2 separate regions of the Homo sapiens genome follow, and region 2 is linked to region 1. A link is a contact called in ENCODE Hi-C or POLR2A ChIA-PET data. All regions are on one chromosome and are shown on one strand. Each heading gives the region's core, a stretch centred on a gene start or an enhancer-like site at or near the end of the contact. The rest is flanking DNA. Distances are from core to core; before and after follow the strand shown.

Region 1 (6,334 bases), core at 1,453-3,952:
ACACAAGGGGATTACAATTTGAGAAGAGATTTGGGTGAGGACACAAAGCCAGATCATTTCAGCTTATATTAGAAAATTTGAAACGTCTCAGAGCAATAGTCTCAGTTTCCACTTTAGGAAATGAGAAAAAAAAAGAAGAGCTAAATAAAACTAAAGAAAGCATAAGGATGGAAATAATATATGTAAGAATAGAAACGAGTGAAACTGAAAACAGAAAAATAATAGGGAAAAGTCAATGAAGCAAAAAGTTGTTTCTTTTAAAATATCAATACAATTTATAATCTTCAAGCAAGACTGACAAGAGAAAAGACTCAAATTATCAATATGAGGAATGAAAAAGAACATATAGTGATAGGCAGCCCTGCCAGACATTAAAAGGTTAATAAAGGAATACCAAGAATGATTCTACTCACATAAATTCAACAACTTAGATGAAATAAATGAATTCTTGAAAACCAATTGCCAAAATTCACCCAAGATGAACTAGATAGCCTGAATAGTCCTATAACATTAAAAAAAATTAAATTTATAGTTTAAAACTTTACACAAAAGAAACCTCCATTCCCAGATAATTTCACTGATGGCTTCTACCAAACATTTTAAAAAAGAAATAACACCAATTCCACATGATCTCTTTCAGAAAATAGAAGAGGGAACACATCTCAATATATTTTGATGAGGCCATTATTATCCTGATAACTAAACCAGACAAAGACAATACAAGCAAAAAAAAACCCTACAAACTCATATTCCTCATGACTAGCAATGTAAAAATCCTCAACAAAATATTATCAAATCAAATCCAGCAATATGTCCTTGATCTTGAACTTCCCAGCCCTTAGAACCATGAGAAAATTAATTTCTGTTGTTTAAGCCACCCATTCTGTGGTATTTTGTATAGTAGACCAAGAAGACTAACGCAATAGGGATACATATTAGGATGGAAGAAATAAAAATGTACCTATTCACAGGCAACATGAATGTCTACTAGAAAATCCTAAGGATTACACACATACACACACCAGTTGTATTTCCACATAGTAGCCATGTGCAATTTAAAATCAAAATTTAAAAATAAACATTTAGAATAGCTTCCCACAAAATGAAATATTTAGGAATATATCTAACAAAACACATACAGAATCTGTACATGAACCTGTACAGAATCTGAAAAATAGAAAATGCTCATGAAAGAAATGAAAGACATAGATAAGTGGAGAGACTTAATATGTTCACGAATTGGGAGAGTCAGCATAGTAAAGATGTCAGTTCTCCCCAAAATCATCTCTAAATTTAATACAATTTCAATCAATATTTTAGCAGAATTTTTAAAGATATATAAAAACAAATTCTAAAATATCTGTGGAAAGACAAAGAAATTAGAGTAGAAAAACCGTGTTGAAAATGGATAAAATCAAAGGAAACACACTACTCAACTTTAAGATGTATTATACAATGATAGTAATCAATATAGTATGGTATTGGTAAAGAGATCCACAGAACAATATCAAGTCCAAAAACAGACCCACATAAATATGACTAATTGATTTTTGACAAAAGTGCAACAGCAATTCAATGGCAGAAGGATGGGTTTTTCAACAAATGGTGTAGAAACAAATTATATTGGACAGCCAAAGCCCAAAAAAATAAAATGAACATTTTCTGAAACATCACATCTTATCCAAACAATAACTCAAAATAGAACATAGAGCTAAATGTAAAACATATAGCTATGAGACGTTTAGGATAAAACATAGGAGAAAATCTTGATAACCCAGGGTTAGGCAAAGAGCTCTTAGACATAGTACCCAGAGCTCAATCCATAAATTTTTTAAAACATTGAAAGATTGGACTTCATCAAAATTTAAAACTATTGATCTGTGAAAGACACTTTTAAGAGAATGGAAACACAAATTACAGACTGGGAGAAAGTATTTACAAGTCACATATCCAACAAGGACTTGGATCGAGAATGTATAAAGAAGCCACAACAGTCAGAAAATAGCTTGATTAAAAAATGGGCAGGAGCTTTAATGGATACTTTACTAAAGAGCAAATGTGAATGGTCAATAAGCATGTGAAAAGACGTTCCACACCGTTAGCCATCAGGGAAAGGCAAATGAAAACCTGAAGAGATAGCATTACACGTCTATTAGAATGGCTGAGATAAAAAGCTACTGATAGAACTGAGTACTGACCAGCATGCAGAGCAACTGGAACTCTTGTTTCTTGTTGCTGGGAATGCAAAATAGTACAGCCACAATGGAAACCAGTTTGGAAGTCTCTTACAGACTTACACATACACTTAAGCTACACATACAATCCAGCCATTCCACCCCTAGGTACTTGCCTTAGAGAAATATAAATGTGTGTTCACACAAAAATCAGTATATGAATGTTTATAACAGCTATATTTATAAACACCAAAAACTGCAAACAACCCAAAAGTCCTTCAACTAATGAATGGATGACAAACTGAACATACCTTGACAACGAATGACTAGCCAGAAATAAAAAGGAAGAACTGACTGGTGTACGTACGCAGCATCTAAGATGAATCTCAGAGACACTGTGCTGAGTGAAGCCGGTCTTAAAGATGTTACACACTGCTTCGTTCAATTTACTTGTCATTCTCCAAAACATAAAGCTGTAGTGACAAGGAGCATCACGGGGTAAAGAGGCGAGGAGGGTTTGACCACAAAGGAAGGGCAGATGGCAGGAAACAGGTTTTTGAGTAATGAGTTTACTTTGAATCCTGATTGTGGGGGTGGTTACATGAACCTATACATGTTTTCAAACTCGTAGAACTAAACACACACACACAAAGTCAATTTTATTGTATGTTCATTTGGAAAGCATTTTAATTGAAGTATAACGAGAACTGCTTTCTACAAAATGAATGATAGACTCAACTGTTGGAACCGTCTCCAGCTCAATTGCTTCCCTCCTCAACAAACTTCCTTTTCACTATTATTTTCTGTGCTCTTTGATGTGTATCAGAATTCAAAATATTTTCTTATGTTAGCATCCATAACAATCCAAGACCAATAGTATTTAAAAACCTGGATACAACATCAGGCTGGATGCAGTGACTCATGCCTGTAATCCTAGCATTTTGGGAGGCCAAGCCAGGTGGATCATTTGAGGTCATGAATTTGAGACCAGCCTGGCCAACATGGTGAAACCCCCATCTCTAGTAAAAATACAAAAAAAAAAAAAAATAGCTGGGTGTGGTGGCACACACCACTCATCCCAGCTACTCGGGAGGCTGAAGCAGGAGAATCGCTTGAACCTGGGAAGTGGAGGTTGCAGTGGGCTGAGATTGCACCATTGCTCTCCAGCCTGGGCAACAGAGTGAGACTCTGTCTTAAAAAAAAAACAAAGGCCTGGATACAACATCAATCTCATTAACCCGTTTAACATCATACCGTCATATATAAAAATCCTCATAACAATCAGCCTTCTAAGTTAACTCTGTCTTTTTGTAGTTTGCCCAAATGTAAATTTTGCCATTCGCTCATCCCTAGAGATACTGCCAGGAAAAACAAGATATCTATTAAGCAACTATGGGTATAAACGGAACCCCACATATCTGGCTGTTCAAATTCCTGATTTTCGTTGTTCTGAATACTTGATGGTTTCAAAAGCCCTATAATTGAAGTCTTGATGTAGGTACTGACATTTATTTAATCCCAGGTAAAATTATCAGAGCCTTATAAAATACACATAATGAATATACTTTATTATGGCCAGGCACCGTGGCTCACGCCTGTAATCCCAGCACCTTGAGGGGCCGAGGCAGGTGGATCCCTTGAGGTCAGGAGTTCAAGGCCAGTCTGGCCAACATAGTGAAACCCCCGTCTCTACTAAAAATACAAAAAATTAGCCAGTCATGGTGGCACATGCCTGTAATCCCAGCTACTTGGGAGGCTGAGGCAGGAGAATTGCTTGAACCCAGGAGGCAGAGGTTGCAGTGAGCCGAGATCGCACCACTGCACTCCAGCCTGGGCAACAAGAGTGAGACTCTGTCTCAAAAAAAAAAAAAAGAAAAGAAAAAGAAAAAAAAACTTTATTATGAAGCCATTACTATCAAATGCGTATTTTAAAGATCTTTCTTACATCTATAATCCAAAAGGTCAGTGAACTAATAGATGTTTGGATGATACTCATTACCTGTTTATTCATACATTAGACATCAACTGGCCTTTAACCCATAGCAAAAATCCTAGTCGGTGCCTAAAATGGAGTGGCAGACACTTATTAAACTCTGCTAAAACTTCCATTTATAGCCACATCTTCTTTTACTCCTTCTTTAAAACTTCGATACGGTCGTAACCCAAGAGGCCATTTTTTCTAATTTCACTGTCTGTTGGCAGTCGTCTTCACGAATCGTCTGCACAAGTGTGCATTGTATATTCAAGGGCAATTAAGTTGCTAATAGTCAGCTATTTCCAAAGTCACTTGCTGCAGATGATGATGTATGACGGAGCATCTGATGCCAGAAATGTAACTGGAGAAAGGAGGCTGTGTTTTTGCCTCACTCTCATTAATAAAAGAATCTAGCAGAACTGAAAGGAAGAGCCCAAGTTTTGTACTAAGTGCTTTATGTCGAACTTACCGTACAGTGAGGTGTTGCCGTGTGAACTGGTATATGGCACATATGGGAAAAGAGAAGACACCAACATATTTTTTTCCATTTAGTCGTACCAAATATTCTGCCTCTTTCCCTACAAATTCCTTCTGAAACACTTAAGCAAGATAAGATGCTCTCCCTACCCCAGATAGAAATGTTTTAGCTCATTAAGCCCTTTCTTCCAGAATACTAATTCTGTGCTTGATTGGTGCTTTATTACAGATAAGAGAATAATTCAAAATTAAAAGACGTGAAATGAAGCTCTTCTAAGCTATCACTTAGGCCATTTGAGGGAAAAAATACTCTCATCTGATGCAATTTTTCAGTAATAAAACGGACACAAACATTTGTTCAAAGTTCTGATGGCCTGATTTTACCTTATTTTCTGAATAGCATTTAATGTGTGATGTGAATAGCCATTCAGGTTCCAAAAGCTGCCTTTTCAGGAGATAAGGTTTCTTGAGCACCCTTTTCGCTGTAAGACAAGGCTGCTTGTCTAGCTCTCCAGGACTCTGGGGCTCTCCCTGCTGGCCAGAAAGCACATCGCCCGACTGTGCTGACCTAAAACCAGTGGGCTCTGGTGGGGTAGGTCCCCTGCTGCAACTTAGCTTAGGTACTTTCAGTGTCAATCATGTTCAAGTAGGAGTTTTCAGCCCTTTCAGTTTTGCTAATTGGTCCTTAGGACACATTTGACGTGAACTTTTGTCCTTAGACTTTTACAAGGTGCCCCCAGTGAGGGTAGCTAAACGGACTAAACATGACAATCAAATGTCAACCAAGGCTGGCAAAAGAGTTAGAAGGCGTTTGCTTCCAGTGACCACCCCCCTTGGCTCCTGAGTGCCTTCTCCTCTACAAAGGTTGTCCCTAAAGCATCTAACACCGAATTCCCTTGGTGCCACAGACACAACAGAGGCAAAAGGAGTCCACTTTCAGAGAATCGGGCATTTTAAGCCAGCAGTTGAAATGTGGAACAAAGGTTTTTTCTATAAAGCCATTTCCAGAATCTTCCCACACATGGAACATCCACTCCACCACCCGCCCCGCCCCTCCCCCCACAAAGCAGCGGAACTGCATTGAGAGGAGTGAACCGGCGGTCTCTCCCCCAAGGCCAGCCTGGTTATGGGGGCGGGTCACAGGGGGCCGTCCCTTGGCCTGCAGCAGAAACGCAGGCTGTGGGGCAGGTTTCTTTTGTCTTCCAATATTATGCAAATAAGCAAATCAAATTAAGTACCTGAGATTTTTTTTTTTAATTAAGGGTTTTGATTAGATGCGGATCTGTTGTAGGCAGAAGAAATTTTATTCCAAAACCCTAGACGCCTCGGCTTTTCTGCAGGTCTTCAATCAGGGCAGATCTCCCAGAATGGTGGGGAGCTCATCTTTTGATTTCCAGGTGGGTGGGCACACGGGGCAAGGGTAAGAATTGAGCCTGAGAATAACAGAAGGAGAGAGACAGTCCTATAACTTCTTTAGAAGTCAAACTCAGCTGCTCAGCTCCTCTGACATTTTTTGTGTGTGCATCATAAAAGAAAACAACAAGCTATAGTCCATATTTATCCAAAAGAAGCTCACTGAGTCCCATAAACCAGAACTTGAATGTTAGAAGCCCCTATAGCACCAATCAAGACCAGAAACTAGAGATCGTAAAATGGAAGAACGATAGAGTTGGAGAGCACCGGATGTGACCCTCTTCATTAGGAGGCA
Region 2 (6,334 bases), core at 2,814-5,313, 85 kb after region 1:
TACTTCTGGGGCAGGCTGGAAGCAGAAGACACCCGACAGTGCCAGACAAGGTCCTAGAAACCACAGGCACACCAGGGACGCAACAGCTGACGTGGGTCAGCACGTTCACCCGTCGAGTCTTACAATAAAACGCAGGCTCCAGGCGCTTACCGAATTCACAGTCTGGAAGGTGCTGCTTCCTCAGAATGAAACCAAAGAAGGGTGAAAGCGAATCTTTTAACTAGGATGATTCCTAAACACAGAGCAACCAGGCCCAAGGCTGAGCCAGGCCTGGTGTGTTCTGCCGGGGGCGTTCCAGCCTCTTCTCACACACAAGCACCCAGGAGACGCCCAACACACACATGCTCCTCTTTGCCGAGCTCTTCGGTGGGTGTCGGTAGTCCTAGAAAATGCATATATAAGATAGATTTTTTCCAGTAAGAAGCTTGTAGCCATGCTTTTCACCATGGTTCCTCTCCCTTAGCCAAGGGGTGAGAACTACTGCAAGAGTAAAGGCCAAGGCAGGTCTCCTGCATGCAAGTTGGGCATGCTTCTGTCTACAGGGGTTCCTTGGTTTAGGAGACCCAAAAGACTTAATCCTGGTTGGATTCACTTTTTCTGAGTGACATTTTTTAGTTTGTGAAAATGTGTGCATCGATGAAGAAATTTTATTATGAATTAGCTTAAAAATGCATTAGGAACTTCTGTATGAAAAGATCACATTATTTAAGTGTAAAAAAACTGCATAATAAAAGCAGTTCAAGTCAAGAAAAACAATGTTAATGGAATATATTTTAAAACTTATTTCCAACCTCAAAATTAATTTTCTGCAACTAAGGACCTGCATAATACCTAGTAAGCCTTTGGGGTTTTGCAGAGGAGGTCGATTCTAAAAATGGGTGTTTAAATTACTTAAGAGTTCTATTTTTTTTCTTCCCACACAGGCTGAGGACAATGTGTGTGTCAAGAAAATAAGAACCAGAAGTCATAGGGACAGTGAAGATATTTGACAGAAAAATCGAACTGGGAAAAATATAATAAAGTTAGTTTTGTGATAAGTTCTAGTGCAGTTTTTGTCATAAATTACAAGTGAATTCTGTAAGTAAGGCTGTCAGTCTGCTTAAGGGAAGAAAACTTTGGATTTGCTGGGTCTGAATCGGCTTCATAAACTCCACTGGGAGCACTGCTGGGCTCCTGGACTGAGAATAGTTGAACACCGGGGGCTTTGTGAAGGAGTCTGGGCCAAGGTTTGCCCTCAGCTTTGCAGAATGAAGCCTTGAGGTCTGTCACCACCCACAGCCACCCTACAGCAGCCTTAACTGTGACACTTGCCACACTGTGTCGTCGTTTGTTTGCCTATGTCCTCCAGGGCACGGTGGCAGGAACAACTATCCTCGTCTGTCCCAACACTGAGCAGGCACTCGGTAAACACGAATGAATGGATGAGCGCACGGATGAATGGAGCTTACAAGATCTGTCTTTCCAATGGCCGGGGGCATTTGGTCCCCAAATTAAGGCTATTGGACATCTGCACAGGACAGTCCTATTTTTGATGTCCTTTCCTTTCTGAAAATAAAGTTTTGTGCTTTGGAGAATGACTCGTGAGCACATCTTTAGGGACCAAGAGTGACTTTCTGTAAGGAGTGACTCGTGGCTTGCCTTGGTCTCTTGGGAATACTTTTCTAACTAGGGTTGCTCTCACCTGAGACATTCTCCACCCGCGGAATCTCAGGGTCCCAGGCTGTGGGCCATCACGACCTCAAACTGGCTCCTAATCTCCAGCTTTCCTGTCATTGAAAGCTTCGGAAGTTTACTGGCTCTGCTCCCGCCTGTTTTCTTTCTGACTCTATCTGGCAGCCCGATGCCACCCAGTACAGGAAGTGACACCAGTACTCTGTAAAGCATCATCATCCTTGGAGAGACTGAGCACTCAGCACCTTCAGCCACGATTTCAGGATCGCTTCCTTGTGAGCCGCTGCCTCCGAAATCTCCTTTGAAGCCCAGACATCTTTCTCCAGCTTCAGACTTGTAGATATAACTCGTTCATCTTCATTTACTTTCCACTTTGCCCCCTGTCCTCTCTGTGTTCCCCAAATCAGAGAATAGCCCGCCATCCCCCAGGTCACCTGTCTGGATTCCTCCCCATTCACCCACCTTGCCAGGTGCAGGTGAGGATGGTGCACCAGACAGGGTAGCTGTCCCCCAAAATGTGCCCTGTGCGGGCAGTGCCCTGTCTCCACGTTTGTTTCCCCAGTGTCTGGCGGGGAGCCAGGTGACATCATAAATACTTGCTGAATGAATGCAGAAATCAGCGGTACTGACTTGTACTATATTGGCTGCCATGATAGGGTTCTCACAGCGTCATCCATGATCGTAAGGGAGAATGACATTCTGCTTGAGGGAGGGAATAGAAAGGGGCAGGGAGGGGACATCTGAGGGCTTCACAGGGCTGCAAAGGGTACAGGGATTGCACCAGGGCAGAACAGGGGAGGGTGTTCAAGGAAGAGTGGCTCTTAGCAGAGGCACTTTGGAAGGTGTGAGGCATAAATGCTTCCTTCTACGTAGGCCAACCTCAAAACTTTCAGTAGGAATGTTGCTATGATCAAGTTGTTCTAACACTTTAGACTTAGTAGTAATTATGAACCTCACATAGAAAAATTTCATCCAGCCATATGCCTGTGGAGTGGAATATTCTGTTTAGTAGAAAAATCCTTTAGAGTTCAGCTCTAACCAGAAATCTTGCTGAAGTATGTCAGCACCTTTTCTCACCCTGGTAAGTACAGTATTTCAAGAGCACGCTAAGGGTGGTTTTCATTTTACAGGGCTGTTGATGATGGGTTAAAAATGTTCATTTAAGGGCTACCCCCGTGTTTAATAGATGAACACCACTTCTACACAACCCTCCTTGGTACTGGGGGAGGGAGAGATCTGACAAATACTGCCCATTCCCCTAGGCTGACTGGATTTGAGAACAAATACCCACCCATTTCCACCATGGTATGGTAACTTCTCTGAGCTTCAGTTTCCAAGTGAATTTCCATGTAATAGGACATTCCCATTAAATACAAGCTGTTTTTACTTTTTCGCCTCCCAGGGCCTGTGGGATCTGGTCCCCCAGCCTCTCTTGGGCTTTCTTACACTAACTCTGTACCTACCATCTCCTGCCTCCCTTAGGCAGGCACCTCCAACCACCACACACTCCCTGCTGTTTTCCCTGCCTGGAACTTTCCCTCCTGCCCCACCAAGATCATTTCATCCAGTCCTGAGCTCAGCTTAAGGGAGGCTTCTTGCCTGTGGGTTCCCTCACCCCCATGCCTGTCCTCCAGGCTGGGGCAGGTTCTTAGTTTGCCTGGAATTGTTCTGTACCTCTTTGTAGCACGTAGTGTTGTGGAAACTAAGCCACTAATTGAGTTTCTGGCTCCCCTCCTGGGGTTGTAAGTTTTGTTCATTCATGAGGGCCGACTGCATTTCCTGGTTACTCTATCCCAGTGACCAGCCACAGGAGATGTCCAATAAAGTATGTGATGAAATGGTCTTAAAACCCATGGTATTTTTATTATAGGGAGAGTGGGGAAAGAAACTAAGTGTGGGTGGGGCAGACAGGCCAGTGTAAGAGAGACTGGTTCATTACGTTCCATTTTCATTTCTACAAGGACTTGGCTGGATGGTCATTTTCTCTCTTGGCCAATAAGTCATCGCAGCTGCTTTTAGTCCTGCAGGAATGGCCTGCTGTATCTCGAGAACTACCTGCAACCGCAGCTGTGCCTGCTTTGTTGCAACAGAGGTGCTGAGTTGAGGGATGGGGATTTGACCCAGGGCTGCCCCAAGTCAGCAGATGAAAATACATGCCCTGACTTTCCTCTGGCAACCCTGATTTGACATGGATCCCGGGAGTGAATTTGCTGGCAAGTTCCAGGGGCAGTAGCCTGCGGTAGGTCAGTTAGTCCTGAAGAAGAGGCCTTTCTGTCGGAGAGAAAAGTTTGCAGGTGGGTGCATCTACCATCTTGAGAGGCTGAGGAGGGAGGGAGAGCCGTGCTCGGTGGTCAGTCTGGTGAAGGAAGTGGGTTCAGTCTGCAGCCCACATCCTGGGCTGTCATCAAGAATTAACATGGCAAACGGCGACTCCATAAAGTAAACTGTAGCTACTTAACTAAATGATTTCGTGTGGCTGAGATCCTACTGTTTGCTGGGTTTCCTGGAAAAGTCCTCTAGATGAACTGCAGGAATCTCCTGGCACTCTGGTTACAGCTGGAGAAACTGATTTCTGTGCTGTCCAGGTGCTCCCAGACCCCCAAGGCATCTCCAGGACACAGTCACCAAACCCCCATCCTGGTATTACTGGCATTGAGTGCCACGTAGGCACACAGCACTCCATAATTTGGAAATGTGGATTTCATTGCTATTGCTCTTCATGAGGGAACAAATAATACCCATGATGTATTGGCAGGAAGCCACGCCCCCCCTCCCCCGCTGCCACCCCCACAGCGCGCACAGTGATTTCAGGAAGGAGGTTTGATTGGTTTGTTGTGTGTTGCCCTGCAAGGGCCCCAATCAGCTTCCTGCTCATCAGCCCCATCTCAGGCAAGTCCCACATCTGTGATGTCAAGCCCTGAGCCGGGTAATTGGACTTGGATACCTGCTTGACTCATCTTTCCAGTGAGGTTCCTAAGGAGCATCCCCAACCCCACCTCCCAGGGGGAGCTCTCGATGTCACCTGAAGAACAAACAAACAAAAACTGTGTTGATGGTACAGTCCCAGGGCTCCGTGACTGGACAGGCTCCCTGCGTGATACACCTGTGTATGTCACTACAGAAATACAGCTGGTGCAGGCCTGTCCGCCTCTCTCACAGGTCAGAGTGTTCTAAAATCCATCCTGGCCCTTGTTGTCTGTCTGCTTGGGGTTAGGGCAGGTGCTCCTTTATCATTTGTAAAGTTTATGTGATGTCTGGTATGTGTTCCACACCCTTGCAGAGTGTAAATTCCTAGAGAGAGTTCAGACTTCGGAGTCAAATGCACAGGTGCAAATTCCAGCTTGTCTAATTTGCTGCTGTGTGAACGTGGACAGTCTTTCAACTTTGCTAGTTTCCCATCTGTAAAATGAGGCTGTTCAGTACCTGAGCACATAGCATTGTTGAGAAGATTAAATGAGACAATATGTGTAAAACACTTAGCATTTTACCCAGAGCTTGGTAAGCATCAATACATGCTAATTATCATCATCATCAGAAGATGAATATATTTATTAGATGCCTAAAACTCCAAGATATTTCCCTTGGCTCATAAATTCTTTATCACTAGGGATTTCTCTATGGAAGTGAAGGAAGAATCTGGAACGTAACAGGCCTGAATAACCAGGGGCAGTGGCTCACACCTGTAATCCCAGCACATTGGGAGGCCAAGGCTGGAGGATCGCTTGAGGCCAGGAGTTCAAGATCAGCCTGGGCAACATAGCGAGACCCCATCTCTACAAAAAAAAAAAAAAAAGAAAAAAGAAAAGAAAAAATTAGCGGGCATTGTGGCACATACCTGTAGTCCCAGCTACTTGGGAGGCTGATGTGGGAGGACTGCTTGAGCTCAGGAGTTCAAGGCTGCAGTGAGCTATGATTGTATCACTGCACTCCAGCTTGGTCAACAGAGCAAGACCCTGTCTCAAAAAAGAAAAATAAAAATCCTGAATAATATGTCTATGTCTTCATCGAGCCCACGTATTGAAAACTACCCAAACCACCAACAATGCAAAGAAACATTATTTAACTAAGAGTCGAGTAACCAAATTTCAGGGTTATCCAAACTGAATATGGCCTCTGCAGGAGAAAAGAATATGTGTGATGTGGCAGCCACAATCTGATACCATATTAACACTGTCTTTTATTTTTTTTTTTTTGAGACGGTCTCACTCTGTTGCACAGGTTGGAGTGTAGTGGCACAATCTTGGCTCACTGCAACCTCTGCCTTCAAGGTTCAAGAGATTCTCCTGCCTCAGCCTCTGAGGAGCTGGGATTACAGGCATGCACCACACATACCTGGCTAATATTTGTAATTTTTTTTTTAGGAGAGACAGGGTTTCACCATGTTGGCCAGGCTGGTCTCAAACTCCAGACCTCAGGTGATCCAGCCACCTTGGCCTCCCAAAGTGTTGAGATTACAGGCGTGAGCCACCATGCCCAGTCAACAGTGTCTTTAAATGACATCAGATCGCAGAACTTTGCTGAGCTTGGCCCAGACACAGGTCTGGCTAAAACAGGTGGTGCTGGGACCAGGCATGGCCAGGACATAGGGAAGCACATCCCTGCATAGAAAAGGTTCTGTGGATTTTAATCCAGGTCAGCAATTAGCAAACTTTTTCTGTCAAGG

Evidence for each region. A loop is a pair of places that touch in the nucleus more often than their neighbours do. ChIA-PET counts read pairs that join two places held with the same protein, here RNA polymerase II (POLR2A). Pooled maps may share reads with other maps.
Region 2: a loop to region 1 is called in a pooled map, with 2.0 times the contacts of the local background. The contact joins two enhancer-like sites. A Hi-C loop is called at or near these places in 1 of 50 pooled maps. POLR2A ChIA-PET finds 5 or more read pairs at or near these places in 2 of 52 experiments (CD4-positive, alpha-beta memory T cell and activated CD8-positive, alpha-beta memory T cell).

What each region holds. Positions count from the first base shown.
Region 1 is chr10:128,177,364-128,183,697 of GRCh38, reverse strand. No RefSeq gene overlaps it. Among named protein-coding and RNA genes, the nearest start is that of MKI67, 54 kb to the right of the region's middle. Within about 2 kb of position 2,702, at least 2 of the 41 ENCODE cell types and tissues checked have a DNase peak (open chromatin) inside an H3K27ac peak, as active enhancers do.
Region 2 is chr10:128,093,845-128,100,178 of GRCh38, reverse strand. It overlaps MKI67 (marker of proliferation Ki-67), which reads left to right. Exons shown (of 15, transcript NM_002417.5): 15 at 924-3,520. The coding sequence ends at 989. Among named protein-coding and RNA genes, the nearest start is that of MKI67, 29 kb to the left of the region's middle. Within about 2 kb of position 4,063, at least 3 of the 41 ENCODE cell types and tissues checked have a DNase peak (open chromatin) inside an H3K27ac peak, as active enhancers do.